Linked DNA regions of Homo sapiens: region 2 is linked to region 1. A link is a loop called in an ENCODE intact Hi-C map of the cell type or tissue named here. Cell type or tissue: endothelial cell of umbilical vein. All regions are shown on one strand. Links, peaks and the distances in the headings refer to the core of each region. The heading gives the core; the rest is flanking DNA. Region 1 overlaps LOC124901260 (a long non-coding RNA gene). Region 2 overlaps HIVEP1 (HIVEP zinc finger 1).

What was found. Hi-C counts contacts between places; a loop is a spot of excess contacts. Peaks named below come from ENCODE experiments on the same cell type or tissue, not always from the same donor. Only the 100,000 strongest peaks of a DNase experiment are listed, where the experiment ranks them.
Region 2: a loop joins it to region 1, with 2.3 times the contacts of the local background. A loop is called at or near these places in 8 of 110 quality-filtered maps.

The regions. Positions count from the first base shown.
Region 1 is chr6:12,225,332-12,241,931 of GRCh38, reverse strand. LOC124901260 (a long non-coding RNA gene) reads left to right here. Exons shown (of 3, transcript XR_007059454.1): 3 at 438-485. It also overlaps a transcript of EDN1 not described here. Among named protein-coding and RNA genes, the nearest start is that of EDN1, 57 kb to the left of the region's middle. In endothelial cell of umbilical vein, for the core only: a CTCF peak has its summit at 7,713 (motif pointing right); a DNase peak (open chromatin) is centred at 7,731.
Region 2 is chr6:12,057,099-12,073,698 of GRCh38, reverse strand. The region is part of intron 2 of HIVEP1 (HIVEP zinc finger 1); the gene reads right to left. Among named protein-coding and RNA genes, the nearest start is that of HIVEP1, 53 kb to the right of the region's middle. In endothelial cell of umbilical vein, for the core only: no CTCF peak of the experiment used is centred there; DNase peaks (open chromatin) are centred at 4,658 and 7,218.

The DNA.
Region 1 (16,600 bases), core at 5,801-10,800:
GCACAGCATGGGCTTGACTCTTTCAAAAGAAATTCCCACCATCACACCCTTGTTCTCCTTGGTTTATTGAGTTTAAATTTGTAGGAGGCAAGTATGTTGATGCAATTTGCAAAAGTTACTGAAGATAAACCACCTACTAGAGAATGCAAGAGACTGGAAACAATGATTGAGTCTCCAAAAAAAGTGTTACTCATAGGATCATCTTCTATGAACATGAGTAAGAGAAGAAAACCATAAGCTGGTTTCAATTCTAAATACATTTAATTTCCAAAAGCAAAGGTGAGCAATTATGTATTCCACTTACCATAGAGCAATGGGCCACCTCATCAGACAAAAACACAGACCCGTACTTTTTTTGCAAATAACTTTTATGAAGCTAGTGCTGGGCCTATAAAAACCCAGTTGTACTAATACCTCCCTCTTTTCCTCTCCTTGAGCCATCTCTCCCACCAAGATCTCCAAAGATGCCTGCTTATAAAAGTGTGTCCTTCCCAGCACTTTGGGAGGCTGAGGCGGGCAGATCACCTGAGGTCAGGAGTTCAAGACCAGCCTGGCCAACATGGAGAAACCAAAACCCGGTCTCTACTAAAAATACAAAAATTAGCCGGGTGTGGGGTGCACACCTGTAATAACAGCTACTCAGGAGGCTGAGGCAGGAGAATCGCTTGAACCCAGGAGGCAGAGGTTGCGGTGAGCCAAGATCACACCACTGTACTCCAGCCTGAGTGACAGAGTGAGACTCCATCTCAATAAAAAAAAAAAAAAGAAAGAAAGAAAGAAAAGAAAAAAAAGTGCATCCTAAGGTTCCCACAGTGTAAATGTCTTCCAAGAGCAGTAAGGATTGGGTTCAGCTGAGAGTGACTGAAAATTCAAAATCTAAGTGGCTTTAAGGGAATAAAAATTTGCACACTCATCTGAATGTAAATGATCCAGGGCTGGCATAATGGCTCCACCATGCTTAGAAGGTCCAGTGCTTTCTACCTTGATGTTCCATCTCCCTCAGCACACAGCAGGATCAACACCAGCCATCACATCTGTGTTCCAGGCAGCAGGATGCAAAAAAGAGACAAGATAAAGCCACATGATCTCCCATTAAAGACAATTCCTGGGAGTTGTACACCACTGCTCTTTATAGTCCTTGGTTCTTTCAGGTTCACAGAACCTAAGGGATAATAGATATTGAAAGACAGCTATGTCTCCCCTTTGGCCACCCATGTATCTCAGTGTACCCTTATTTCCATGTTTGAAATGTACTCAACCCCTGTACTCCCAGATAAAGAATCCCAGAGTTCCACCAAATTCATGCATCTGGTTCTAAGTCCAGGATTTTCAGGTACTATTCCATGCTCTTTATCAGGTCTGAGTGTAACTACTCATTTTCAGGGGCCCTACAAAATAGAAATGTAAGTTACCTAATACAACACACCTACAAGTCCAATAAGAACAGGACAAACTTTATATAAACAAACATTTCTCCCACTCAGAAAAATTAAAAACTGAGAATCACATAATAGTTCCTTATCTCTAAATATTATCAGATCCCACTGGGCAGAAAGAGAAAACAAAATCATGAGAGTCAGCTGGACTCTCACCTGCTCACTGGGCAAAACTTCTTCATTCACTGCCGCCTGTGGGTTTTCTCTCCCTTTAGGAAATGTTTCCCAGCTCATAATACTCCCAAGTGCGCGCCTTTCTTAAAGCCTTCACAGCTTTCACAGCCTTCCTGCTGGCTGTCTGGGAAAGGTGGTCACCTTAGGTATTGAATGGTCAAAGGCTTTTGCAGTCTAGACTGCTGGTCTCTTTGTCAATACAAAATTTCATGGCATCTGGCCTACCTGAATTCTACCAATTCTGCCTATAAGCAATCAGAATGATGATGTCTGAACATGGATTTTATCCATAATACCTTTGCTTTTATTTTACTTTATAACCTCTGTTCCACCAAATCCTCTCTCTCACTCAACCTACACTCCTTTTATCATGCTATTCTATTTTCTTTCTTTTTCCTTTTCTGTTTTTGTTTTTTGTTTTCTGTTTTTGAGACACCCAGGCTGAAGTGCCATGTTGCAATCTCAGATCACTACAACCTCTGCCTTCTGGGCTCAAGTGATTCTCCTGCCTTAGCCTCCTGAATAGCTGGGACCACAGGCACACACCACCATGCCCAGCTAATTTTTGTATTTTTTGTAGAGACCAGGTCTCCCTATGTTGCCCAAGCTGATCTCAAACTCCTGGGCTCAAGCAATTCTCCTGCCTCAGCCTCCCAAAGTGCTGGGATTAGAGGTGCGAGTCACTGCACCAGGCCTGTTCCCTCTATTTTCAACAGAGGATTTTTACTTTATGGTCCAAAATGGTTCTTCTAGCTTAAGCCATCATATTTAAGTTATTGCAGGTAGGGATGAGAAAAGAGGCAGGAGAAGGGCCTACCCCTACCCCTAAAAGATAGATCCTGGAGCCTTACACATTTCTTTTGTTTATATCCATTGACCAAAGTGTAGTCACTTGGCCGTATCTGCTGGAAGGCGGTCAAGAAAATGTAATTTCTTTTAGGTGGCCATGACCTAGCTAGCATTTTGAGGCTTTATTATAGAGTCAGAAAAAGGAACAAGAACATCCAAGTATAATTAGCAATCCTATTATGTTAACATGTGTATTTTTAAATGGGTTTATGGAGACAGACAATTACTATGGAGAGTGTAATATACATCACAGCCAGAAAGGAACACGAATGATTGAGGCAACATTCTCCAAGCAATGCTGCTTATCTCATTTGCCCTGTGACAACTCTGGGCCCAGAATTGTCACAGAACCCAGAACTGAGGTTCTTCAGTCAACTTGTAATGAGGCCCACTGTGTGCCAGGAACTGGGTATTCACAGGACTTGCTGAAAGTCTGCCTAATTTATACTGAAGAAGTTGCTATAAGTTGGAATTTTATTCCAATAACTAAAAGATCCATTGAGAAGAGCTAAACTCACCCAACTGATATAACACATGCAGTTTTTCAAACAATTGGCGTCAGTGCTGTATATATTTATACACCAATCCAGAAATAATCTACCGTATGGTTCTCATGTAATTTCTAATTCATCTTCACTGGGAAATTGGGATGCCTTTGGTCAAGAGGAGCTAAAGGAAATGCTTGGTTGCACAGCCTGCCTGGGTCCTATTCTTTCACTTTCCTCTTTGATTTTGATTTTGTGGCTACAATGGTGGTTTTCTTGCATCAGCTTACAAATTGACTGCAAGGGAAGAATTCTCCATCTCTCTTCCTACGATAACTAGATGTCCATGCTTCAACCACAGCTGCATCAGCCGTGGTTCTAAGCGAGGACAGCTGGCAGTCTAAGGGTTGGATTGGTTAACCTTGGAAAGTGCTTCCCCTCCGCCTCCATACATTTCACAGCTGGTTCTCTGACAAATGCGCTCTGACCAACCTCCTCATTGCATAGAGGTCACTGAGTCTGTGGCTCTTCCTGTCCTATGGTGCCTAATATCCCCCTCTTCTGCAGCCACTTGAGTGGGAGTAGAGTGGGCAGGGGAGACCTTCACTTTCCCCATGACGCAGGACTTGAGAAATGACTCCACTGGGACAGGGACTGGCCTTATCATGGCACAAATGTGCTATCACACCCCAGAGGAACGCCTACATCCCCTCAAGCCCAAACTCCCACGAAAACCAAATCACAAAGAAATAGAAGCACGGACTTAAATTGGTTTTCTGCTGCATTTTGGGTTTCCCTTTTTTTTTTTTTTTTTTTGAGATAGAGTCTTGCCCTGTCACCCAGGCTGGAGTGCAGTGGCGCCATCTCAACTCACTGCAACTTCTGCCTCCCGGGTTCAAGTGATTCTCTTGCCTCAGCCTCCCGAGTAGCTGGGATGACAGATGCCTGCCACAGGCCTGACAAATATTTTTTGTGTTTTTAGTAGAGACAGGGTTTCACCATATTGGCCAGGTTGGTCTTGAACTCCTGACCTCAAGTGATCCTCCCACCTCGGCCTCCCAAAGTGGTGGGATTACAGGCGTGAGCCACCGCGCCCGCTGGGTTTTCCTTTTTTAAGGCCTGAGATTGATTTCCATGTATTAACCTTTGAGTACATGAGAAATGCCCATTCTCAGACGATGCAGTTTGGGAGTGTTAAGTCACTTTCTATAGTAGAGACAATTCTCTGCACCAAGAATAGAAGTATATGAAACATTCTTCAACTGGAGCTCGGATCCCATAGGACAACAGTGTCTGTATAGCATCATTATAAAGCACAGGCAGCCCCGGAGTAGCAGGTCATCATATGGTCCTAGGATGAAAACCTCAGTCGTTCAGCAGATTATGAGGAAAGACACTAGGAGTTCCACTCTCTCATTCCAGAGCAAAGTCAGAATCTCTTGCTTACTGATGTCCCTCACAAATTCTAAAACACAGCAATATGTTTTCTCATGCAAGCATTTATCAAAATTTACCACATTTATAAAAAAATTGTAAGTTTACAATTTTGTAAGACTTTTTGGTCTTCTCTTCCAGCCTAGGTATCACTTTCTCAGGACTATCTCCGACCTGAAAACCTCTTTATATTCTTTGAGGTTAAAAGGTTTTATTTTGAGATAAGCGTGGATAATGTTACTCAATCTTTGTTCCAGTTAAGAAATACTGGCCTAATTACATTATTCACAATAGCAAAGACTTGGAACCAACCCCAATGTCCATCAATGATAGTCTGGATTAAGAAAATATGGCACATATACACCATGGAATACTATGCAGCCATAAAAAGGATGAGTTCATGTCCTTTGTAGGGACATGGATGAAGCTGGAAACCATCATTCTGAGCAAACTATAGCAAGGACAGAAAACCAAACACCACCGCATGTTCTCACTTATAGGAGGGAATTGAACAATGAGAACACTTGGACACAGGGTGGGGAACATCACACACCGGTACCTGATGTGGGGTGGGGGGAGGGGGAAGGGATAGCATTAGGAGAAATACCTAATGTAAATGATGAGTTAATGGGTGCAGCACACCAACATGGCACATGTATACATATGTAACAAACCTGCACGTTGTGCACATGTACCCTAGAACCTAAAGAATAATAATAATTAAAAAAAAGAAATATACTTGATAGAAGTTAAGAAGTAAAAGTTTCCTAACAAAAAAAAAAAAAGAAATATTGGCCTAATTAATTAGAAACATACTTGGACTGTCACTTGAGCTTACTCAGGATAAGAGATTTATAATAAAGCACTTAGAATTTTACCAGTTTTTTTCCTAATTTCATCTTCCATATCAAATATTTTAGGAAAAATGAATTTATATATAAAGCTCCCTTTTTAAAGTGAAAATCTACTTTTATTATTAATTGTTTGGCATCAGGGCCAGGCACGGTGGCTCACGCCTGTAATCCCTGCACTTTGGGAAGCCAAGGTAGGTGGATCACCTGAGGTCAGGAGTTTGAGACCAGCCCAGCCAACGTGGCAAAACCCCATCTCTACTAAAAATACAAAAAAAATAGCCTAGTGTGGTGGCACACGCCTGTAGTCCCAGCTACTGGGAAGGCTGAGGCAGGAGAATCACTGGAACCTGAGAGATGGAGGTTGCACTCCAGCCTGGGTGACAGAACGAGATGCCTTCTAAAAAAAAAAAAATTGTTTGGCATCAAAATTACTCATTCACTGGAAGCCATTAGAAAATGTACATTCAAATTTATTCTATTATTGAATGGAAAAACCTACAAAGTGAGATAATACTTTTCTTTTTATTCGCAACCAAGGAATCAGTTTTATTCCCATGGAATCAAATAGGGATTCCTTTTCAACTATTCAGTTGAAATAAGTCAAGAAACAATTCAGTTATCTCAAACAGAATACAGTTTAAAAAGACTGACATACCATTATTGTTATGAAATCTTGTATACAAGAAAAACATGGAGAAACAATCTTTTGAAAGTCTGCTTGTAAAGCCAGTATTCAGGATAGCCCTGTTATGATGTACGCTTTGTGTCTCAGAGAAATCAGAATGTCTGCAACAAAGGCCTATGTGATGGCAATATTGCAGAGCTGCACTGTCCAATATGGTAGACACCAGTCACTTGTGGCTATTTAAATTTAAATTAATGAAAATTAAATAAAAGTAAACACTTGGTCCAGTCTTACTGGCCACATTTCAAATGCTCAATAGTCACCTATGGCCACTGCAGAGCACAAGTAACATTTTCTACATTGCGGAAAGTTCTGTTGGACAGCTCTGTTTTAGAGTCTACTGTAGTACAGATTATCTGTTAAAAGAATGGCTCAACCAATAGCGATCTCAAGTAAGAAATTCGGAGTGAGAGCACAGGAAGGAACTAGAATGGGAGAGGCTTTGAAATGAACAGGCACTGTCTTGGCATTACATACTAGCCATTCAAGGGGAGACCGTTCATGGCAGTGCTTCCTCTTTTCATGGTACTTTTTGTATTTCTTTTTGGTGTATGGAGAGTCAGGGAGTTATGAACTATATGGATTTATCTACTTTGGAAAAACAGAGAAGCATATATTCCCGATAATCATTGTCCTTAGACATGTTAGTAAACATTGCTATGTGGAAGTCACCATGTTACCAAAATTAGCAGCAGATTCAGTGGAGAATAGGAAGGAAGCCTGAGCAGGACAGACTTTCTAAGGAAACGGAGAAAGCTGAGGTTCCTGCCTCACATTTTCCATACAATTGCGCTGTACTTTAGAACCATCTACCTCTTAGTGAAGTCCAACCCCTATTCTACGAATGAGAAAATGGAGACCCAGAGACAAAGAAGTGACTTACCCAAGAACACTTATGGTATCACTGGAACAAGACCAGGGGCGAGATCTCCCTTCTAACATGACTTGGCCCACATTACTACTACTCACTTGCCAAGCAGATACTCCAATCCTCCCCTTCAAACAATGAATATGATAAAATCATCCTTTTAAAGAATAACTGAATTTCAGTTCAGGAAGCACTGTAATTGTCCAAGTGAATGTTTGTCAAATATCTCTTTCTGGTTTTGTTTCTTCATGAATGATCTAGAGTCTGGTCACTTGCTGTCTGGCCCATCCTCAAAAGCCAAACTTTCTCCTAAACTCTGGCTATCTCAGTAGGTCCATGGACACCAATGAAGTCCCCATCTCTGAATGCAAACCTTCCTGATCAATGTAACCTTGGAGAACAGGTTAATTCTAGCACCTTGAGTGAGTTCCAGGTAGGATTCTGGCAGTTCTGGTTGGGTTTGCAGCCAAGAGCCAAAATGCCCCAAAAGAGCCTGAAGTGGACCCTGGTCTTGGTCTTGGCCTTAGAGGTCAGCAGAGCAGTGTTTAACAGCAGAGACTTTTGCTTCAGAAAGACTTGACTTCCAAGTCAATCCAAGCCCAGCCATTTGTCTGTGACTGGACCACTAAGTGACCTCCGCCTCCGTTTCCTCACTTAAAAGTTGAAGTAATAAGAAACACTTCCCTGTGGTTTTGAAAGGATTAAGTTGGCTACTTACTATACATATCTAGCATAATGTGTTAGTGTCAGGAACATGGGATTCACCCCATGAAAGGGGATGTCATTGTTAACTGGTCTGAGAACCCAGAGAAGCAGCAGAAAGACACCTTGGGGGTTCTTGCTTCCAGGCAGCCACCTGGGAGTCAGTTTTCAGATCCTGGCTCTCTACTACCAGCTGAGGGAGCATTTCCAGTTTCAGCTCTCAAATTGTGCCAGTTTAATAAATGCATCAGACCACAAGGTGGTGCTTGATTCTAAAGTTTGATATCAGGAGGCTTTTCTAACCACAAAAGTAGTGAATAGCAAAGTGCATTCAACATTGTTAACAAGAGCCAACTTCCTAACCCTGATACAGATGTATAGGTGGGCTCCTGGCCTCTCTGACTGAAGACCAAGGAGTGTGAGCCACACAAGGAGCATTTGGCATGTGAGGGGGATGGGGAGAGCCTCAGCAAAGCTGAAGCCTTTATTTGGTTTCTTTTCCTACAGCATTATGTAAACTCCTGTCAAACCTACACTTGTGCTGTGTGGTTGTCCTCCAATTTCTGTATTACTCAGGCTCCCATGAGCAGCAGTTCAAGGAGTACAGGGAGGAGGAGCGGAAGAAGGGTGTTCTTGGGACATCAACCCCAAGGTATTTCAAAGCCCACTTCCTCTCGTAGTGCAATGACTGATGCCTCCAGCTATGAGTACAGGTCATGAGGCTCTGTATGTAAAGCAGATGTCACCCCTTTTTATTTTCAACATGCCAGCGTGATGCCACTGGGTCTTGGTGAGTTGGCATCACACACATCATCAGCAGCAATCTTGCCCATGCGGTCGGCTCTGTATAATAACATCTGTATTATAATAATAATAATCATAGTGCCTTAGGTAGGTAGAGCAGCTTGAATTGTCCAAAGGACTTTGCAACCAATTTGCAGTTATTATTGACAGAGCTTTGGTCCTGGTGCAGTCGCTACCTGGACATGACCTTGGGCAATTTCGTGAATTCTGTTTACCTGTAAAATGGTGGAGGAAGAAGGCGGGTAGACTAGATAATTTCTACAGTCCTCTTTAATGCTAGAATTCTGTGAATCAGTCTTGTTTTTCCCTCAGAAGAAGTTCTCCATCCATGAACATTTAGGCTTTAGGGGATGCTAAGAGGGATTTAGGGGGAACCCCTGATGAAAACAAGCAAAATGGAAAAGATCAGGAAAAGGTAGGAGGACAGAGCTAGGAAGGGCTAGGCTTGGAGACAGAATAAAAGAGCTGAAAAGGACTCAGGACCTATAACTTTGGATGAAGGCAACTGAAAGGCTTTTGTGGGAAATACCCCTGTAAAGGAAAACAAAGAGAAAAAAGAGAAAACTTAAATCTGCTGGGTTTTCTTTGGATCCAGCCAAAGGATTAGCTCTAAGATTGTTTTCTAGCTGATCCTCTGATAACAGCTTTCTAAAGGCTTGTGTAGACATCCCTTCACCAAATTTTTTGACCTTTTAATCCTTCTGAAAGTGACCTGTCCCTCTTTCTACTAATGAGAACAGAAAAATAAAAGAAAGTTTGCCAGTCGTCTTTTCAAGAACATTTTGTTGATTTTCTCATTGATGTGAAGGCTGTACCCAACAACCTTTCATTATAAGGTAACCAAAAGGTATATGCATGAATCACAACAGCTACCGTTCATAAACTATACCACTAATTCATAGTTTGCAACATTTTCCTTTAGTCTATTAATACTTTGAGTGAAAGAATCATTTAGGATCAACTTTATTTTAATAGATGCAATTTCATCTTAACTAAGACATTTATGCATTTTTTTCCTTCTAATAACGAAACCACTAACACTGCGGTAAGGCAGAGGAAATGAAAGATGAGTTTGACAGCATCAGGCTGCTTGGCTCAGAGAAAATACAAGATTGCTACATTCCACAAGTTACTGAATTTGGGGGAGCGCTGCATTTGTCCTCTTGAAATGATCTGACTCAGCTTCTCTGAATTTTATGAGTACCCTGGTCATGTCATCTGGGAATCATATGACCCTTATTTATTTGATACTGGACATTTTATTGCTTGGTGAAAAAAAAACCCAATAACTAAAAATATGAACAGACTTCCCATATGGTGATCTAATCAGATATATGTATTGGTAGAGACTATGATCGTGTTACCATATAAAGTGTATATTATAATTATATGTTTTATATTTTATTATATAAAATTATAACATATACTTTATTATATTATATTATAAATATAATATAATATACACTTTATTATATTATATTATAAATATAAACACTTTATTATATTATATTATAATTTTATATAATAAAATATAAAATATATAATTATAATATACACATTATATGCTTCATATTAAGAGATTATATAAAAATGTGAAGAACTGGTATCTCTTAGGAAAATGTCAACATTTTACCCTTTCTTTTATTTAATCTGAATGCTAAAAAAGTCTTTATGGTTTTAAGTCTATTGTTTTTTGGTTTTTTAAAAACTTGTTTTACTAGGTAATAACCAGGAAATTATGACAATAAAGTTTACCTCCCTTAGAAAATCACCGTTAGGTGACTTTATCCACAGTCATCACTGAACACATTAAATTTATACAAGAGATGGAAGCTTATTATAAAGAAAAATTACCATTTATGTGTAACTTGAGTGATATCTGAGTAAAAACTAAAAAAAAAATCAGACAAGAATATTATTTCATGAAAATGTCAGGGTTATAGTGTCTTTCAGTTTCACCAATTCCTCTCTGTTTAATAAAATAAATTTATAGCTTTAACCTACAACTCTGCAGACAACCATGTGTTTGCTTTTGAAATAGTTGTCTAAAAAGCTACTGAAATATTTCCATTTTGCTTCTGTTCAGAGCACGACCCTGGAAGAATCTAGAAGTCAAATTACTATTTAGTTTTAGTAGAAGAAAAAAATAATGTTTAATAGTCAAAGCTGGGCAGCAAATGCATATGGGAAAAACAATAAAACGTGTCTTGAATGGATTTCACTCCATATGAGTTTCCTTTTCCATTGCTTTTCAAATTTGTTTCATTCCTTTAAGTTGATGCTTTTATCTTTTCCTGTTAAGCATGGATTTGACTTTTGATTCGTTGAATTGCAGTGTTGGTGGAACACTGGTTTTTACAATTAAAAATGCCAAGCAAAAAATGTGGCTCCCAGGAGCCCTTCCTGGTCAGTGGTGTTCAATCACCCACTCCTGGCAGAAAGTAAGTGCTGCGGAGAAGCAGGAGTGCCAGGGTTAGATGGCTGAAAGTTCACAGCCAGTTCTGGGCTGTTAATCTCACGGCTTATTGTTTGGTTATAAATCTATTTTTTATTAAAATATAATTACACTTACATAGTAACAAGGCTTGTATATTATGGCAAGTCATTTTTCACAGGGAGAGAACTGCAGACAGATTGCTGGAGATGCAAGGAATTATATTTCTCCACCTTAGGCCAATGAACTACTGTTTTGGTTCTGTGCCTTGGGCAAATCATTTTCAAAAAAGTCTCCTGAGTCTCCAAAAATCTTTCACCCTTTCTTTCTTCCATCTGCAACAGACCCCGTTACTTAATAGAGAAGAACAAATACAGTCAATTCTCATTATTCAGAAGTTCCGTATTTGCCAATTCACCTGCTTGCTTAAGTTTATTTGTAACCTCAAAATCAATATTCATGGGGCTTTCAGAGAGATTCATGGACATGCAGAGTGGTGAAAAATTCGAGTTACCAACCCACACGTTCCTACCTGAGGTCAAACAAGGTGACACTAGGCCTTCTCGTTTCAGCCCTTATCCTGTAAACAGGTGTCCTTTTTGCCATCAATTTTGTACCACGTTCTTCACATTTTTATGCTTTTTGTTGGTGGTTTCACTGTTCAAAATGGCCCCTGAGCACAGCGCTGCCTGGTGTCCCTAAATGCCAGAAGGCTGTGATGTGCCTTACAGAGAAAATACATGCGTTAGATAAGCTTCATTCAGGCATGAGTTATATGGCCGCTGGATGTGAGTTCAATGTTAATGAATCAATAATATATGTTACATAAGGTGTTTTTCAACAGAAATACACATAAAACAAGGTTATGTATTGGCCAGTTGACCAGAGGTTTGCAGGAACCTAACCCTATTTTTCTCCTAGGAGCAATGTAGTTCAGTATTCACTCATTCAGTGTTCGTAGTGATCCTGTAGAACATAACTGCAATGAGAATAATAATAATAGGAATCTCATGAATAATAAAAATCAATTGTAATTACCATTGGTAGCTCTTGTTTCCCAAAATGCATATACCTACATTTTTTCTAACGAAGGAAATTATTTGAAAGAAGATAATTCAAAGAAGAGAAATGAATACTTTTATAAAGAGAGAAAATGTAAGATGAAAAGTAAGAGGACCTGGGGTTTATTGAGTTTGGAGAAGAGACATCTGTGAGTCTTTCTGATCTCCATTTTAATCAAGGCTCAAACAAAGCACAGACGATCCTCCCCTAAAGCAGGTCTGATTGTGTTTGAAAGCAGGGGGCATTTTATTGGTCAGGGTGACAAAATTTTGGAACATGGAGTTTCTACCCCAACCAGCTTCAAAAAAAAGAGAGATAACTGACATTAATTTACAAAATTGCTTACCTGAACTTAAGAGTTCTAAAACAGACAGTCAGACTGGCTTTTCACAGCTCTGGGACCCTGTAAATGGCATCCACCTGTCAGAGGCTCTGCTAAGTTAAGAGACAAGGTCTGCAATTACAGAATGGTTTTCCCCAGGAAAGAATTAACTAGTTTGAATAGGCCCATATAGGGATTACAGCTAAGCCATTGGCCATGTCCTGACAAATATTTTCCAGACTGTGTTTCCTGAAAAGTAAGGTGGGTCGGGTTTTATTTCACTAGGGTATATGTGCATGGGTGAGTGGAAAGGAAGATAAAGGGGATGTGTGGGTGTGAGTGTGTGTGTGTGAGTGTGTGTAAATGTAATGATACATCTTTTCTATATTCATGTTTCAGGTTTTTTTTAAGAACATATTATTCATCATTTTGTTCTTATCTCTGTAGTACAAGGATATGGGATTTGAAATCACACCAAGTGCATTTGAAGCTCACTTGCGTGGTCTTGGATAAGTTACTTAAACCTCCCTACCTTCAGTTTCCTTATCTGGAAAACAGAATACCACGTTGACCTTGCAGGATTGTTTAACAGATTCTCCCTCTAGTTCAAGCTGCTCTCACGGTGTTCTGTCTCTTACTTGTCCCCCAGTATGCGTTCTTTCACTAGTAAAGCGTAAATTCCACCAGGGCAGGTACCGTGTCTCTTTTCCTCACCATGTGTACCCCCAGAACCGCATGTACTGGTGTGCCTCTTGCATAAGCAGGAGCACAATAAATGTCTGTTGAACGAACTTCTGTAAGAGAGTCACTGTTAGGTTAAAGTTCTTCAAAAGTGCATCGCTGCCCATAGAGCAAAGTTCAAACTCCTTAGAGTGCCATAAAAGCTGTTTTTGAGTCAGCTCCTGCTTACCAAGATCTAACTCAGCTCTCGGCACCCTCCTCCCTCCTCCCAAGGCTTCTGGGCATGCCTGTGCAGGTGGCATCCTACAGGAGGGCTCCCCGACAAAGGCTCATATAGAGGCTGACCTCAGCCTCCTGGTGCACAGCGGAGAGACTCAATCATCCCAGAGGAAGTCTCTTTTTTCTCATTGGTTGGCCTAGAGAGGGGACGCCCTTCTGCAATTTATTCACCTCGAGATGAGAAGTTTCTACTTTGCACAACAGCCCATGCACAGAGCAGCATCTGTAAGCTTCAGCCATGCAGTTTCGTTTCCAGTACCCTCAGGCTGCTCCAAGAGCTCTTGCCTCTGGGCTTTTGAAGCGTTGCTCTTTCTTTACCTGGCTAAATACCATTTCTCCTTCAGGTTTCGGCTTAAATATCACTTCTTCCCCAAAGCCTCTCTGACCCCCAGGATGGTTACTGGCCACTCAGCACGCCATGCTTGCCTCTTTTCTAGCATTCATTCATTTACCCACTCACTTATATAATGATTATTTATTAAGCGCCAGCCAGAGTAAGGTGCCAGTGTATGGCAGTCCACAAGATGGACACAAGTCCTGTCTCTTGGAGCTAACAAAACATCAGCGAAGACAGGCATTAAATAAATCACTACACTTGGCCAGGTGTGGTGGCTCACGCCTGTAATTCCAGCACTTTGGGAGGCTGAGGTGGGCAGATCACTTGAGGTCAGGAGTTTGAGACCAGCCTGGCCAACATGGTGAAACCCTGTCTCGACTAAAAATACAAAAATATTAGCCTGACATGGTGGTGCATGCCTGTTATCCCAGCTACTCAGTAGGCTGAGGCAGGAGAACACTCGAACCTGGGAGGCGGAGGTCACAGTGAACTGAGATCACACCACTGCACTCCAGCTTGGGCGACAGAGCAAGACTCCACCTCAAAAAAAAAAAATTACTGCACCAAGAAATGTTTTATCTTAATTCTGAAGAGGCTCTAGGATGCAGTGGAAGTGTGTATCAAACTGGAGTAAGAGAATCACCCTTTGAGACTGTTTTGGAATTTTCTAAGTTCTTGTCTGTCTGCCTTCTGGGCTGTAGCATGCCTGAGCTCTAAATCTCATTTTTCTGAGTTATAGCCCCAGAGTTTAGCATAAGACACTCAATATGCACTCCATAAATTATAAATATTGCCGATATAAATATTACCATCTTGGAAATAGTCTCTACAAAGCTGTGTACTTTCTCACCTGTGACGAAACAGATTTTGAAGTACTTCTGTCCACAATTTTTATATGTCTCTGAATAGAGACAGTTAGTGGGGTGCACGTGTGGGAGAAGTCTTATAAAACTTGGGGCATTTTCTTTTTTAATATCTAGCCCCCCTTTCTTCCTCCTCCTTAGGAGGTATGAATCCTTCCCTGCCCCTCATCCCCCAGGCCTGAAGAACCTTTCCCCTTCCAACCCTCTCATAACTGGCTGCCACCATTTATGCCTTGCCTGAAGCTCATTCATACCAACTTGTTGATTCCCCCTGGTAGCTGCATTTTTAGACTTCTTTTCAATATCTAGCATGAAAGTTTGTATGTTCTGTAAAAGGAATGTCATGTGACTATGAAAAGTTAGGGGCACTTGAGATACGGGGCTCAGCATTGACATGTGAACTTCATTGCCTCACAAGTATTTGTGTTGTCATTGTGTGACAATACTGAGATATGTTACATATATTCTTTTGCATGACCCAAATACTGCCAATAATAAAATGTTTTTCTAGTTTTAATTCTTATTTAATATTCTCTTATTTTTAATTGACAAATAAGAATTGTATATATTACAGGCCAGGCGTGGTGGCTCACGCCTGTAATCCCAGCACTCTGCGAGGCTGAGGCGGGAGGATCATGGGGTCAGGAGTTAGAGACCAAGCCTGGCCAACATGGCGAAACCCTGTCTCTACTAAAATACAAAAAAAAATAGCTGGGCATGGTGGTAGGCATCTGTAATCCCAGCTACTAGGGAGGCTGAGGCAGGAGAATCGCTTGAACCCAGGAGGCAGAGGTTGCAGTGAGCCAAGATCGTGCCACTGCATTCCAGCCTCTGCAACAGGGTGAGACTCCACCTCAAAAAAAAAAAAAAAAAAAAAAGAATTGTATAAATTACAAGGTACAATAAGATGTTTTGATATATGTATACATTGTAGAAAAATTAAAGCTAATTAACATGCTAATTAACCTCACCTACTTACAAATTTTTTAGGGTGAGAATATTCAAAATTTACTCTTTCAGGTAAACAGGAGAAATAAGTGTTAGGGATCTATTGCATAGCATGGTGACCATAATTAATAATGATGTATTGTATACTGCAAAATTTCTAAGAGTAAGTTTTTAAACATTCTCACCACATAATAAAACTTTTAAATAAAAAATTACTGTTACTGAAGGCAAACTTGGTTAAACCAAGTTAAGATGAAACTGGTTTTTAAGAGGTTGAGGAGTCCTGAGTTGAAGGTACTACAAAATAGCTGCATGAGTTTCTCACCCTCTCCGTTACCACTCCCTTCCCCTTTGCTCACACATACCCAGGGATCCAGGGATCTAGGGCTCCTGGGCTATGGTGCCATCTGCCTTTGTATGTCCCTATCTGTGCTCCTATCTTTGCATCGGAATTTTGTCTTCAATCCTGCAGCTTGGCAGTTATGCTTTATGGCCCCAGACAGGCTGCTGACAGCACCCTCTAGATTCCCGAATCCCTGGGGAGCATGGACCTTATGGATGGGTGAAGAGTGTGTGTGTGTGTATATGCACATGCTTGTGTGTCCATGTGTTGGGGAGTCGTATTCAAGAAGATGGGTGAGAAGGAAGGACATGAGAAGATACCAGGGTCCTCAACTCCGGTTGCAAGGAAGAGCATTTCAGAACTAGGGCATCCCAACTACTTGGGGAGTAAAACTGAGAGTCTAATGATCTGTGTGCTCATAGGGGCTCCTGGAGTCAGTAAAGATCTTGGACATTGGTGCCAGTTATAAGCATCGAAGGAGTAATTGAAAGAGAAGAGGGCCAGGTGTGGTAGCTTGCACCTGTAATTCCAGGCGTGAGCCAACACACTTGGGGAGTTCAAGGCAGGAGTATTGCTTGCAGTCAGGAGTTCCAGACAAGCCTGGGCAACATAGTGAGACCCCTTCTGTAGAAAAAATTTAAAAAGTAGCCAGGCATGGTCATGCACGTCTATAGTCCCAGCTGTCAGGAGGCTGAGGCTGGAGGATTGCTTGAGCCCAGGAGGTCAAGGCTGCAGTGAGCTATGATCACACCACTGCACTCCAGCCTGGGTGACAAAGTGAGACCCTGTCTCTGGAAAAAAAAAAAAAAAAGAAAAAAAGAAGAGGAAATACATTATTTATATGCACAAATAATATGCCAGTCATATATGCCTATAATGTATCAGAAGAAATGTACTATAAATTATATTGGAGTAAAACAGCAAACTCTATTCCCATTCATGAAACATACATCAATAAACAGAGCAGAATTAAACATGGGCTACATCAGACTTTGAGTCAAAATATTTGGCCACAGTGGAGAAATACCAACCGCAGTTTT
Region 2 (16,600 bases), core at 4,526-9,525, 170 kb after region 1:
CTAATAACAATAAAAATGTAGAGAAAATATATATTTTTAATGAAAGTGCTGGAGAGTGACCAAGAGCTGGCAGAAACTAGATGTGTTGACCCTTAAAGGCTGAGATGCGAAGGAGGTGAGGCCACATTTAAATGGTCTTTCCCCCAGGGCAACGGCCAGTCCCCTAGGAACAGTGAGGCAGGAAGCAGTATTACTGAGCTGGAGGACACAGAGATGGGGTCTGGGGCAGCTGGAAATTGGGAGGAGGTAGGTACAGTGAGCGGAAATCCCAGAAAAGAGGGAGACTCAGAGGAGGGAGTCTAGAATCTAATAACAAACCCTCAAATCCTTGGCTGTCTTTTGAACTGCTTGTGTAGAAGACAAGGAACCCAAAGTAAAGCCACCCAAAGGAAGACTGGAAGAACTGAGCAAAGTATCAGCAGTGACTCAATATGGGGGACAAGGAGCTAGGAACTCAAGTCCTGCCAGGGATAGAGTAGCCAAGCAAACATCTTCTATTTCCACTGAAACTTCAGACTACGGGCAACTCAACAGACCTACTCTAAAAGGCCTCAAAGCAAGCCTCCACCAGTCTATGAAATAATCTGATAGTAATTTAACTGCCTGCTAGAAAACACATGATAATCTTCAGATGCAGATGACAATAGAGAGCCTCTAAAACATATCCACATTGTTCTCTATGTGATTAAAAATTATTAGGCACGCAAATCACAAAAATGTGACACACAGAGAAAGCAGTAAAAAGAATAAGAACTACACAAGACAAAGATGTTGGAATCAGCAGACAAGGGATGTAAAATAACTATAATATATAGGAAATAATTTACAGAAAAAAGATGGGTAAAGAATGAATGAAGAGTAGAAGATTTCAGAAGAGATATAGAAACTCTAAAAAGAATGGAAATACTAGAACAGAAAAGTACAATAGCTGAAATAAAAATTCACTGGATGAGAATAACAGCAGACAGGGCACTGCCGTTAGGAAAGGAGTCACGAACTTGAAGACAAGTCAACAAAAATTATCCAACCAACGCATACAGAGAAAAGCCTGAAAAAAATGAACAAACTGTGGAATCATATCATGTAATCTAACACAGATGCAACGAAAGCTCCAGAAGAGAGAGCTGGAAAAAGGGAATAGAAGAATATTCCCCAAACTTGACTGAAAATATCAGCCTGCAGATCCAGGAGGCTCGGTGAACCCAGGGAAGATGACTCTAAAGGATACTACACATAGACCTATCACAGCAAACCAGCAGATTAAAACAGGAATAGAGATGAGGAAAGGGAGGGGCACGAAGTGGGAGAGGGGAAGGGGAGGGAGAAGCAGCGAGGCAACAGGATTTAAAAATGTCTAACTAGAATTCTATATCTAGCCAAATTACCCTTTGAAAGTAAAGCAAAGTGATGATATTTTTAGAAAAAAGTTGAGACAATTTCTTGCCAATATTATAAGCAATGCTAAAAGGGGCTGATTCAGGCTGATGGAAAATGACAACAGATGGAAATAAGCACCATAGCAGGGGACAGAGCACCATGGTCCACAGGCCAACTTCAGCCTATCGCTGTTTCTGTAGTGCCCATGCATTATTTATTTAATAAAAAAAAAAAAAGAAGAAGAATATGTGACAAAGACTGCAGACTATGAGGTCCACAAAATCTGTAATATTTACTATCTTGTGCCTTACAAAAAAAGGTTGCCAAATCCCAATTTATAAGAAGAAAAAGACAGAGGCAAATGTAAGACTATATCTTTTTCTTTAGTTCTTCAAAAGATAATTGTTTAAAGCAAAAATAACAATGAATTAAAGCATTTACAGTATATGTATAAATAAAACAGATTACAAAAAATTAACTCATCTAAAAATGCCCTCAAGCCCAAGGCCATCCCATAAATATGAACTCATACAACCCTAAATCTTAGTAATATTAAATTATTTCACATTATTTCTGAAAAGCCTTAAAACACTAGGCTGAAATGATTATTTTTTAATAACACAAAACTGAAATAAAATAGATGGTTTGCTCCCAATCTATTTTCTAACATACACAGCAAATAGCAAGTATGTTATCAGCTATGAAAATCTTTTGAAAAACTGAAAGCACCTTCTGTTTAAAGTGCTTCTTAAAAAATTAATAATTTGTTCTCTTTCAACCTGTTGAATACTGGCAAACTGTGAGGGTTGACAGGAAACACTTCTTTGAGGAAAGAACATGAAGAAGGGTATAAATAGGAAAAGGAAGACAATATTTGGGGAACAATGGTGTGAGTCAGAAAGTAAATACACAAGGTGAGAGGAGAGTGGTGAAGAGTTAGTATATCAGGAGAGCGATCAGAGTCTCTCACAAGGCACAGAGGGCTCTGGCTGGGGGGCAGGAGGTATGGCAATGCCAGCCCCCCACTATCAAGGAGGTGACCCACTTTCAGCACTGCACATCCAGTGGCTTGCACAATTTACACACATAACCGAGGGAAGTGTCTGGAATCAACAGGTTAACTACTACATGAACAAATGAAGAAACAGAAATGGTCTATTAGGGATGAGAAGTCAATGTGTACACATAACAATGAATTTGGAACATGAGACTAAGGGGTGGGGGCTTATTCCAAGAGAGATGCTTCAAAAGAATGCTGGAACAGAACACTATAGACTGATGAAGTCAGGACCTACTGATTCTGATTTGTAATTCAGAGTCTCGAGTTCTCATTTACTTTAATAGATCCTGGTTTGTGTTTTATCATGTTTGGTCACTAGAGAAAATTGGGAGTGCTTTGTTCTCATTCTATTTCAAATGCATACTATGTAAATAAAATTACTATGAGTGAGAAAATTAAAAATCAGCAAGAAACTGATAAAGATACTGATCAGATGGATGGGAAATAAACGGTAACCTAAAATCATGGAGGCGGTTGAGTGGAGCCAAATTTTATAAATGGTCAGGTCACTAGCTGGTGTTTTCCTACTGGTAGAGCTTTAACTTTCAATTTAAGTTCAAACTGTAGAAATATGGATAGTGACTTTTTAGAGTATGAGAATCCTAAATTTTTTAAATAATAGACTTTCATATTAGTATCCAGTCAAGCATTCCATAATGACATTTCAGTTAACAACAGACTAAATGTACGATGGTAGTCTCACAAGATTATAAAGGAGTTGAAAAATTCTTTTTAGTAGAGGCAGGGTTGCACCATGTTGGCCACGCACTGGTCTCGAACTCCTAACCCCAAGTGATCTACCCGCCTCGGCCTCCCAAAGTGCTGAGATTACAGGCATGAGCCACCGCACCCGGCCGAAAAATCCATATTGCCTAGTGATATTTGGGCTTTCTACATCATAATGCAACACAGTCATCACGTATTTGTGGTGATGCTGGTGTAAACAAACCCACTGCACTGCCAGTCATATACAAATACAGAACATGCAATTATGTACAATACATAATGCTTGATAATGATAGTAAATGACTATATGACTGGTTTATGTATTTACTATACTTTATTGTCATTTTAGACTGTACTCCTTCTACTCATTTTTAAAAAAAGTTAATAGTAAAATAGCCTCAGGCAGATCCTTCAGGAGGGATTCCAGAAGAAGCACTGTTCTCATGGGAAATGACAGCTCCATATGTGTCACTGCCCCTGAAGACCTTCCGTGGGACAAGATGTAGAGATGGAAGACAATGATACTGATGAGCCTGAGTCTGTGCAGGGCTAGGCTAATGTGTGTGTGTGTGTCTTAGTTCTTAATAACAAAGTTAAAAAAGTAAAAAATAATAATTCTAAAAATAGAAAAAAACTTATAGAATAAGAATATAAAAAATATTTTTGTACAGCTATACGATGTGTTTGCTTTAAGCTAGATGTTATCATAGAAGAGTCAAAAAGTTAAAAATTAAAAGGTTATAAAGTTACAGTAAGCTACAGTTAATTTATTACTAACACAATTTTTTTCTTTTTATTTATTTATTTATTATTATTATACTTTAAGTTTTAGGGTACATGTGCACAATGTGCAGGTTAGTTACATATGTATACATTTGCCATGCTGGTGCGCTGCACCCACTAACTCGTCATCTAGCATTAGGTATATCTCCCAATGCTATCCCTCCCCCCTCCCCCCACCCCAGAACAGTCCCCAGAGTGTGATGTTCCCCTTCCTGTGTCCATATGTTCTCATCGTTCAATTCCCACCTATGAGTGAGAATATGCGTACTAACACAATTTTTTAAAAAATTGAGTATATCCTAAGTATACAGCATTTATAAAGTCTACAGTAGCGTGCAGTAATGTCCTAGGCCTCCCCATCCACTCACCACCCACTCACTGACTCAACCCAGAGAAACTTCCAGTCCTTCAAGCTCTATTCATGGTAAGTGTCCTATACAGGTTGTATGAATTTTTTATCTTTTATACTATACCTTTTCTGTTTAGATACACAAATACCACTGTGCTGTAATTGCCTACAGTATTCAGTAAATGAACATGCTGTGCAGGTTTGTAACCTAGGAGCGATAGGCTATACCATATAGGCTACGTGTGTAGTTGGCTGTACCATCTAGGTTTGTGTAAGTACACCCCATGGTGTTTGCACAATGACCAATGAGGAAATCACCTAACGACACATTTCTCAGAATGTATCCCATTGTTAAATGATTAATGACTTTGTACATTACATAAGTCAATTTTTGTGTATGTGCACACATGTTTTAAAGAATAATATTATCATAGCTGCATTTCTGGGGAAAGTGACAAGAAATTGGTAAGGCTGATAATAAGGATAAAGAGCAGAGGCAAGTAAAGGGAGAAAACACCAATTTTTTATTGTATATGCTTCTGTATTAGTTGATTTAAGTTCATGTATTACTCATATTAAAGATATATTATTTACTCATTTAAATACACAGGTATGTATAATATATATGAACATATGTGTAAATATGGACAGCCAAATAAAAAACAAACTTGGGTGTCTCAATTCCCTGAAAGTATATAAGTGCCTGCTTGCTTATATGCTTAATACACATATTACATATATGTGTGACGATTTACACATATATCTTCACAAATACGTGTGCACATATATGAATATATACGCATACTGTCAGATTCTTAAGTATTCTCCCTTAAACTCAATACATTATTCCATACTTCCAATTTATTTGATGCCTGTTTCCTCCTTCCAAATTAAGAATATTTTAACATCATCTAACTGACAATAATACTATTATAAGTATTACAAAACATGATTCTTTACCCTTTACATTCCTTTAATTTAGTTAAAAGTGTTAGTTAAAGTATTCTAAGGTCAGGCTGGGCATGGTGGCTCGTGCCTGTAATCCTAGTACTTTGGGAAGCCAAGGTGGGCGGATCACCTGAGGTCAGGAGTTTGAGACCACCCTGGCCAACACGGTGAAACCCCGCCTCTACTAAAAATACAAAATTAGACGGGCATGGTGGTGTGCATCTGTAATCCCAGCTATTTGGGAGGCTGAGGCAAGAGAATCACTTGAACCCAGGAGGCGGAGATTGCACTGAGCCAAGATCGTGCCACTGTACTCCAGCCTGGGCAACGAGGGCGAAACTCCATCTCAAAAAACAAAAAAAGTATTCTGAGGTCAGTTAAGAAGTCTGCTCTTTCATCTCAAAATCTGCATCTCTTCTAAAGCACAGCCCCCTCACCAGCACGAATCAGAAATTAAAAAGGTATGAAAAATATAAGTAGGTCTTAGAGGGGAGAAAAATAAAATGAATACAATGGATAAAATCTAACAGCTTTAGTCATCAACTACAGATATGATCTTTATTTGGGAATTATCATCAAAATAAACCAACAAACACCCTAACATCTTACAATTCCTCAAGACTACATTGGGGGCCATTGATTTGTACCCCACATAACCTAATACCTTCCCTTCCCTACCAGAGCAGTTGTTTCCTTTCATCATAACAGCCCCTCACCAGACCATGGAGTGCATGGTCTGGGGAGGACAGGCAGGAATTGGGGACACAAGCAGGAGTTGCTCACCACTGTCCTCAGCACAGAGCTGGACACACAGCAGGCAGGGCACCCAATAATCTCCAGCTTGGCATCAGATAAATGCAATAAATCCAAACCATTCTACGCCATTGGCGCCTACTCAAAAGCAGGGAAGAATTAACATTTTATAACCACAAGAAAAATATACCTTAAAAAAAAAATCCAAGCTCAAAAACTTTAAAATTAACTACATTGTTTAAATAGTCCTTATTATTATTTCTGTAAAATAAATGGCTAAACGGCCAGTCAACTTCCTTTAAAGAATTCATGAGAAAAGTTCACAAATTTTTTGTAGTTTCACAGAAATAGATTAAATATGTAACATTCCAATTATTAATTTTCCATGCTACAATTTTAAATGTAAATGATAGTAACTACTAAGTGATACACTTCAATAAAAATAGAAAATGGTTAAAACATAAAGAAATTTATAGGTAGTCAACTGCAAGATCCATAATACTAATAATTAATCATTATTTAAAAGTTAGTTTTTTAATTAAACTTAAACCCTAACCCTATCCCTAACACTAACTCTAACCAGCCAACACATTCAGAGATATATTCCCTAAACGGATTTTCCAAAGACTAATACTTAGAAAATGTACCACCAAATCTGCTGATGAAAATACACTAAATTATATTTCAGGAAAATAAATTATCTGGAATCCACATTACTATTATTATTGTTGTTCAAAGCCATTAGCCTAACTAAATAACAGTACATATATTTTGTATGTATGTATATATAATAAAGTGTATGTGTGTGTATATATATATACACACACACACACACAGTGTCTTTGTTTGAAATATATCCACCATCCCATTATATATAAACATAATGCCTTCTAGTTATTCGTTTTCACTGTTACCTTGAAGAAATAGCTCAGAGAAGACAATGATAATATTGGGCCCATCATACATTAAAGTGGTTCCGAACAAATATTTATTTATGATAAAATTTATAATGCACAAAATTCCCCATCTAAATCTTCATAATCTAAGCAGTCAAAAAATTCATATGCTTTGAGAAATCATCACAATTCAAACAATGAACAAGTGTCATTTCTTTCACAAAGGAAGTACTTGGCTAAGTCCAACACTTCCAAGGACTCTGGCCAAAAATAACAGTAATTAAGCTTGTAACTTCATATGTATGGATCTGAACTAGTCAAACCAAAAATAGCTTTCTGATCATTTATCAGCTGCTGCCATTTGCCTAAGAAGCTAACTGCAACAAAGAGACTAAGTTAGACAAATCATGGTGAAAACACACAGAAATATAACTGAACTTAAGACTTAAAGCTCTTTTCAGTTATTATGTGGTAGCACAAGAGGGATGGTCATCATGCAATTATTTGGATACTTAACAAGATTAACTATTTCTTAAACTCCCTAAGATACATGTAAAATACACAGCAAAACACAGAATTAACACACACGCACACAGCTCTTAAAACCAATGGAAACAGCGCACAAGCTATCTGTTCCCATCCAGCGTAAGAATCGCTCCCCTTGAAAATTCTCCTCTTGAATGAACAACACTGCCTTTTAGGGATGCCCACAGCACACAGCTTGCCTTCCCCCACTGCTGCCTCAAGCTCATGGTGTTCCTTCTCATGAGAATCACCTCCCCAATGTTCCTTTACACCTGCCTGGGAAGCCCTCATTCTCCTTACTCACAGCCGCACCCTCGCACTTCAGGCCCTACTGGGGGATATCCAACAGTAACAGCTTCCTGTGTGCTGAGTGCTGTTCTGAGGACTTCACATCTACATCTGAACCAGTCAAACCAAAAATAGCTTTCTAATCGTTTATCAGCTCTGCCATTTGCAGAAGCTAACTGCATCATAGAAACCAAGTTAGGCAAATCACAGCAAAAACACACTAAAATAAAACTGGACTTAGAGCTCTTTTCAGTTATTATATTGTAACAACCATTCAATGCACACACACACACACACACACGCACACACACACACACACACACAAAACCTACCTGGGAGGAGACCACCCTTCACCTCCATTTTCCAGAGGAGCAAACAGTGGCACACAGAAGCGAATTCACAGAGCCCGTCAGGGGAAGAACCAGCTTGAACCCAGGCAGATTTGCCTCCAGAACGGGAAGTTGCTGGTACAGTGATACTCTATGCCACATCCCTGTATTCTATGTGTGTATCAAAAGGGCGTCCTGCCTGACCTGGCAACTTCTCATCTTTCATGTGTGAGCATCAATGTCACATGCTCTTGAAGCTCTCTCCTGACACTAACTGGGAGCACTCCAGTGTGCACCAACAGCACCCCACCTCTTCTTGTGTTAAATGTATGTGTGTGACCTTGCTTGTTTCATGTCTGCATCACCCTCTAATATCAAACGCCATGATCAGAATCTATCATAGTTATTCTCCTATCCCAGGTCCCAACATTTATCCACAACTCACCAGTTTTTCATGACATGCTTTAACTCCAACTCTCAGAAACACCTACTAATGATTCCAGGAAAGTAACAGTTTCTTGCCTCCCTATACATTGCACAGACCTTTACCTAGTTCATACAATTTGGCATTTAGTTGCATCCAATTTGTCCACCATGATTTAGGTCTTTTTTGGGCCTTAAATTATCTATTATGTGTGAATCTCTTTTCCATCTGAGATGTTTTAGCAACCTGAAGATAGAAGAGCCAACCCCACAGTATGTGTACAGCCCTAGAAACACAGCATATGCTCAATATGGCTGGATTCACATCTGTTGGAGGGAAAGAACATACTGAAAATGTCTTGACTGCTTCATGAAGGCCCACTGGGAAATCGGGATGGAAAATCAAATTGAAAAATTCCTTTTGCAGGGAAAAACAGAGCAGCCACTAACTGATCTAACTGATCAACAGAAGTGTAATGGGAATATGTGTGTGTACGGCGTGGGGAGGGGACACACAAAAAATGAAAACTCCATGAAGCTGTCAGGAAAGGTAGCCTCTCCCTTCTCTTCCCTTTTGTCTTCTCTTGGGCTAGACCTAAGAACCAAGAGTTCTCAGTTCTGGCTCAAAACTGAAGTTTCATTTTACTATGGTAGAAATCACAGACAGACACATGCAGATACATACAATTTCACCAGCATAATTTTGCAGAATAAAAAAAGGTTTTATCACCACTACTGAAATAATGAACACTAAAAAGTACCTTATAATACTATCATTTAAGTTGCAATTACAATTCGTGGTGATGTCACCCACTGCTGTTAACAAACGATCATTAAGTTCTGCTTGTGATGACCTTATTGAAATAGCTCCCAAAACAGCCTGCTGAGGTTATTTGCTGAGAAAGAAAGAAACTTCATCTGGTTTCCCTGACTGTTGTAACACAGAAAGAGTCTGGAATACTTTAGTCATTACCATTTACAAAATTTATGATACATATGCCGTTCCCACTATAGGGATGCATTGCTTCCAGAAATCCGTAAACTTCAAAATTGTGACTCAAAAACACTGAGTCACAATACATTAAAAAAAATTTATTTGGTGTCCAATGAATTATTTAGTTTACAAGTAGATGCATTAGAGAAGAAAGCTCTAGGGTCAAGGCCAGAAACCTGGGTAGGAGCAAGCAACCTGGCAAGAATCCAGGAAGAGGGAATATTATATATTATACCAAGGCATGTTCCTTGCCAAAATCTGAGGTCTCTCATTTTCCAAGATCACACCTAATCTTCAAACCAAGGCAAATCATGGAAGTTTTAAATATGGGAGTCACTTGGCAGTCCCAAACTTAAGACCCAAGGTTTGCAGTGCTCAGGAAGGTCTAGGACATGCAATGATTTTTACCACTAAGAAACATATGTGAATCTCATGCATGGTGAAGCTGGTACACAAGAGGTTTCACTTGGTTGGAGAGTCAGTCTTGCAGACTGCCCAGTGACCACCTCTCAAAACCTTCACTGTTCTTTATTAAGTGCTGTCAAATGTGTAATACTCTGGCAATCCCCAAGTCCTCTGATTCTTCCTCCAAAAACCTCTCCAAGCTGCCCACTTCAGCCACCCAGATCCAAGCCCCTTCTCTCCCCAAGACATCTGCCTCTGCCTCTTTGCAGTCCTCTGCATGGCATCTGCTCCTGCCCTTCCCTGCCTTCCAACCCACCTTCCACGTGCAGCCACACCTGCCAACATGAGCCAGCTCCTCCCTCCCCACTTTCCACCAATGTCCTCATCCCAATCTTGTTTAATGCCATATAACTCCACTAGTGGTTTTTAGGTTGGGGTGATTTTGCCCCCCAAAAGGCATTTGGAAATGCCTGGAGACATCTTGGTTTACAACTGAGGGAGGAAGACTGCAATTGGCATCTAGTGGGTACAGGCCAGGGAGTCTGTCAAATATCCCGTGACACACAGGACAGTGCCCAAGACAAAGAATTATCTAGGCCAAATCATAAATGGAGCTGAGGTTGAAAAACTCTGCTAGAAATCAATAAATATTTTAATGATAACTGAAAAGCATTCAATATTACTTTAATCATATCCTCTTTATTCCTCCTTTTATTCTATTAACTATTTCCAAAAAGAGTAAAACATAATTTAGATTAGCATATTATATTTTTAAATCATGAATAATGATACGTGTTAGCAATAACTACTACTAACAGGGGAGTCTTCACATTTAGCACAAGAATGAAAGTACTCACATGTATTCTTCTAGTAAGTACCTGTGAGAAAACTAAGGCATGAAGAGGCGTAACTTCGGTCACTCAGCTAAGACAAGGAAAGCTGGGATTCCATCCCAGGACACCTGAACAGAAAGCTTTTCCCACTATGCCAGACTACACTATACTTTCAATACGCAAAATGACAGTAACGTGTGGGTGTTAGAAACTTCTCTCAGTTCAAATCCTGGTCTATCCCTTTCTTATCTTTATGACATTGAGCAAGTTACTTATAAGCCAAACCTCAGTTACCTCATCTGTAATGGGTGAGAAAATGGTACCTACCTCACAAAGTTGCATGAGATTCAGAAAAAACAAGAATAAGAATATTTAGAGTAGCACTCGGCATGTAGCTGGCACTCATTAAAGATTACTTCTTATTGTCTAACAAATACTCAAATATTTTATTCCCCATAGCCTTTTGACTTGCACGAGCAATTGAAAAAAAGAAAACCAATTTTGGCTTCCTTGCTGAATAGATGTAACTTAGAATTAATTTAAAAATTAAGAAAAATAATGAAATGTTTAATTACATCAATATCTGTATCTAATAACTCATAAATGTTTATACATTTAAATATCGTACTCAAAAGGTAAAGAAATTTAGACTTACTATACAATATTCCAAATAAAAAAGAAATGGAAGGTTTAGGAAGCCAAATAAGGTTATCATTAAAGGAATAGTTTTATATATATAATCTCTAACATGTATTAAGTAATTTCTGAAATATTTTAACTTAATGTAATAATTTCTAAGTAAATTCTAAGTAAATCTGAACATTCTACAAATTTGTTCAGTGGCACTATGTAACACCATCACCTAGATTTTACCTAACACTATACTTTTAAAAAGAAAAGATTTGGCATTCATTTCACAGATTTGACTTAGGCAACTAGTTATTCTTTAAATAAGTTGTAATATGCATTAAGCAGTCAATGACTAACAAACTGACAATGTATTATTTCACCTAAACTATTTTTGACTCTACTATAAAACAATATTAATACTTGGCTCTCATTCAAATTTCATCAGAAAACTAAGAAGTCAAGTAAGTTTCTTTATATTTGGTAAATTTAATACATCATAGGATTTCCTCACGAGAAATAGATTTTTACTTAGAAATTTTTTTTAAACTGTAGCTTGGTGTTTAAGTTAAAATTACCAATCACATTTATTTTTAAACAAAGGCAATATCCACAATGATATCCACAAGAAAACAAAAGACAAATATAATTTTCATATTCAATTTACCACTTATGTCAACAAAAGCCATAAAATGATCATACTATAAACTTGTTAGCAATTTTCTATTTGATATAAAAGTATTTCCAATAAAATATACTATAACAATGATCAAAATTCTCAAAATTCATCTCTTCAGATATAAGCATTTTATCTACAAAACATGCAAGTGATTTTCTTCTACATTTTATGCAGAAAAAAATCTTCTAACTTTCATTGTTTCGTTTTTCTTCTATTAGCCAGCTACACCACTCTGTAATATCTGTATAACAATGATACCAGGTTAGTAACACAGTCATTTCTGGTTACAGTTTAACCTACCATATTAGATTTTTCTGAGTGTATTAGTCCCACAGTAATTTATTTGACCTGCTATTGATGTCATTTACCTATATGCAAACGTGCCAATTGAAGTTAGTCTCTTTTTATAACCAGGGTGTACATTTGGTTTAATTGTTTAAACTCTTTTCATCAAATCACATCAAGTGTAGGAAATCGCATCAAAGGGTGGGAACACACACAACATTACAATCCTTTCATTTCACATAGAGAATCCACAGGCACTTGCACAAACACATCCGTCACACCCAGGGGTATGTGCACAGTCACGTTACCAGCCATGACAGGTCGGCCATCCCCATTATCTGTGCCGCCGCGGCACACCTGAGCTCCCTGCCCCTTCACGTCACATCTAGGAGCAGCTCTAAGGCAGACTCTCGCTCATGGGCTGCCTCCTGGAAGTCCTCCCCCACTACCTCTCCATGGCAACCGCAGCCACAGAGAAGCCAGTCCATCTCTTACGCAAATGAAAGGAGGCCACAAATGTCAGCAGTCACAACATCCCCATTTTCCCTCCCTACTTAATTTCCTTCTTAAAGTCACAGTAATGCATTCTTCTTATTCTGCATCCGAGAGTACCTTCCCAACCGTTTAATGGCCAGGAAAGCAACTTAGGAAAATCAGAGTTAAAAATCCATCTGTGTGACCACTTACATAACATGACTGAGAATCCAAAGATGATTATGATTTGCTGAGTTTCATTTACTGACACAGTATCTCAGCAAGCCCCCTTTATGTCTCAGCATCCTAGTATTTGAGATAAGAGTCCTTTAAGATATTAACTATCCTGTAATTTGGCTTTCTTAAAAACGACAGAGAGAGAGAGGCCATCCATTATGACAGTCAAGAAACAATCAGTACTTAATATGCATTGTTTCTTTTGCAGATTCTCATTTATTTAGAAAAGTCAAGGTTTTAAAAAATATTTTTACTTTTAAACCAAATCATCAACTATCTAATTCTACAGGAGGGAAAAACTGAACAGATTATCATTCATTATTCAATTGTTATCAGGTTTAGTTTATACTGTAATTGTCTGAAGTTTTATTTCCCAGATATATATTTAAAGAAGCAAATATAATGGCTAGTTACACTTCATATGGCTACAGAGATTGGAAAGCAGATGTAAATCCCCATTAACAAAATCATGCTTACAATAACTGTTTAATATATAGATGTCAGATTTTAAAGTATGTTTTAATCCATGGGATGCACCAAAGTATCAAATTCTGTAAGTGGTTATAAACATGTGATGGTCTAATAAAAAGAATTCCAATTGAAATAGCTTGGAACAAGATACTACTGGTGAACAATATAAACGTGGTGGGTTTAATATTCTCCAAAACATGTATTCGAAATCAATTGAAATCCAAAACAGTTATGTTTACATGAAAAACAATACAAGAGAATTAGAACATTAAAAAGTACATATATATGTATACATGTATATGCATACACATTTTTTAGTTGTCCAATGAAAAGGGCAATTTAAAAACTTGAATTCTTCAGCAAAACATTTACTAAGTATCTACCAATGTGCTACGTACCCTACAGTTTAGGGACACAGAGACATGAGGCATTTTCATGGAGGGCCACTCAGAGGCAGTGGGAGCTGTACCTCAAGCAGCCCCAACCCATCCCAGCTGAGTATTCCAGGAGGCTGCCCAGAGGGACTAGAGGTGAATCTCAGGATCAAGTTTCAGTCCACAGCAGAAAAAGACTCAAGAGATTCAGGGAAAAGCATGATGGTTAGAAACAGCACAGTAGGCGAGGAGAACCCCAGGTAGGTGGCAATGCAGGGAGCACCACCGGAGGGATGTGGCAGAAGAAGCAGTCAAGATCATGGACACAGTAACGTGAAAGGAATCTAAGCCTTTATCTTGAGGTTTAGGGTTAGAGTATAGTGTTCTAGATAACACAATAACACAATCACATTACAAATTACTCAAATTATTCATTGCTGTTGGTTCTAAATGTTTAGCGGGAATCCCCACCCAACCTCTGTACCCCGCCCCCCAAAAAATGTAGGATAAGAAAGTATGAATGTTGGCTGGGCGCAGTGGCTCACGCCTGTAATTCCAGCACTTTGGGAGGCCGAGGCAGGTGGATCACTTGAGGTCAGGAGTTGGAGACCAGCCTGGCCAACATGGCAAAACCCCATCTCTTCTAAAAATACAAAAATTAGCTAGGTACAGTGGTATCAAATTCTGTAAGTGGTTATAAACATGTGATGGTCTAATAATAATAATTCCAATTGAAATAGCCTGGAACAAGATACTACTGGTGAACAATATAATGTTCAGCTATTTGGGAGGCTAAGGCAGGAGAATTGCTTGAACCTGGGAGGTGGAGGTTGCAGTGAGCCAAGATTGTGTCACTGCACTCCAGCCTGGGCAACAAACAGAGTGACACTCTGTCTCCAAAAAAGAAAAAAAAAAAAGTAAGCATGAATGTCTATGTCTATGCGTCTCACATAAAGCAGCTGTTAACTACACAGAGCAAGGTACTAAATCAATACATATGTACATACTTACATAGATATTTACATGCATACATGCATGCTTGGTAAAATTTTCTTTTGCAAAGCTTACTAGGTCAGCCCCACGTGACTTGTATCAAGAGACCAGGAGTCTAGTTCCAGCAATACCATCACCAGTACGGAGCTGTTTGCGCCTGGGCTGCTTGCCCAAGCTGCTGGAGCCACACCTAGGAAACATGGAAAATCTACCCCCTGCCTAAAGCTTCCATTCCAGAACTTACTACCCCAAAGTAAAGTATTTGTTCAGGTTGTCTATCTTTTAGGCTAGACTTTAAGGGCAACAGCCATATTTTATTCATTTTTATATCTCTAATATCTAACGCAATATTTGTTCCAACAACAACAACAAACATATTTTGAATCAATGCTCTCCAGGTTCCTTTCAGCTATAAGATCAATGACTCTAGGATTTTAAGAGTCAACTTCAAAAGAGCCAGCCAACTTGGGAGTGGAACTAAAATGTAAATGACATCATCAACCCCTTTAACTTCCTTTTGACAATTTCTATTTCTCTAAACACATGACTGGATGAATGCTATTTTCAAAACACTAACATTTGCAGAATTACCACTAAGCACTTTATAAATGCAGTATATATAAATTTTACACTTTTTTTTTTTCCAAATCACTGGCAATATTGACACTGACAAACACTCTCAGACCAAAGCCCCCTTACATGACAGCAGCATTTTGGTTTGAAACAATCAGAATCAATCTGATTACCTAGATGCCTTCCTTCTCACACTAAAGCGATGTGACAACTCAACATGCTGGCCTCAGGGACTTATGTACTCTAAACATCTGTTTAGCAAGAAAGCCACAATTGGTTTTCTTTTTTTCAATTACTCATGCAAGTCAAAAGGCTATGGGGAATAAAATATTTGAGTATTTGTTAGACAATAAGAAGTAATCTTTAATGAGTGCAAACTACATGCCGAGTGCTACTCTAAACGTTCTTCCCCAAAATGATGCACACTATTCTTCACATTTTACAGTTACTGTATTACTATTAGAAAGGATTCTACTGACTCCCCTCCCATTGTCCAAATAATTATTAAATTTTATATTCATCATTCTAATCTATTTAGAAAGAGTTATAATATCAAATATTCAAGAAAGAAGCCTCTTAACCAATCCTGAGCATATCAGAAGAGCCTACTAACTAGAATACCCCAGAACATCAAAGTTAGGAGATACCAACTGATGGTGAAGCTTTAGAATGAGTTACTTCATGAGACTATAACACAGTCATCATCTCTGAGAGTCTTTGATAAACAGAAAACAGAACAATGGAGGTAACCTCTTCAAGTTCCTCTTATTTCTGAGATTGCGGAATCTGCAGATTAATATCAAGATCATCTCTAGACCATATACCATATACTCACATGCAAAACTACCAAAAAAGGGGTAAGGAGGAAAATATGCATTTTTTCTAAGTATCTAGATTACTGACTGCCAACCATTTCAAGCATGAGGTCTTCTTTCCAACAAACAATGCTATAGTCCTCCAGGTGACAGTAGTTATATTTTTACTATCTGTTGATTTAGCAAACATATCAATAATAAAAATACAGGCAATACTTTTAAATGCACCTGTTATTTCATCAGTCACAATAGCATCTATATTCATTAATTTAAAATACAGTTGTACTCAAGTATATAAAAAGACTAAAATATCATCACCAAGTTAGAGCTCCAGAATATAAGGATAGCTTTGTCATCAGAAAAATCTATGCTTACAATTCATT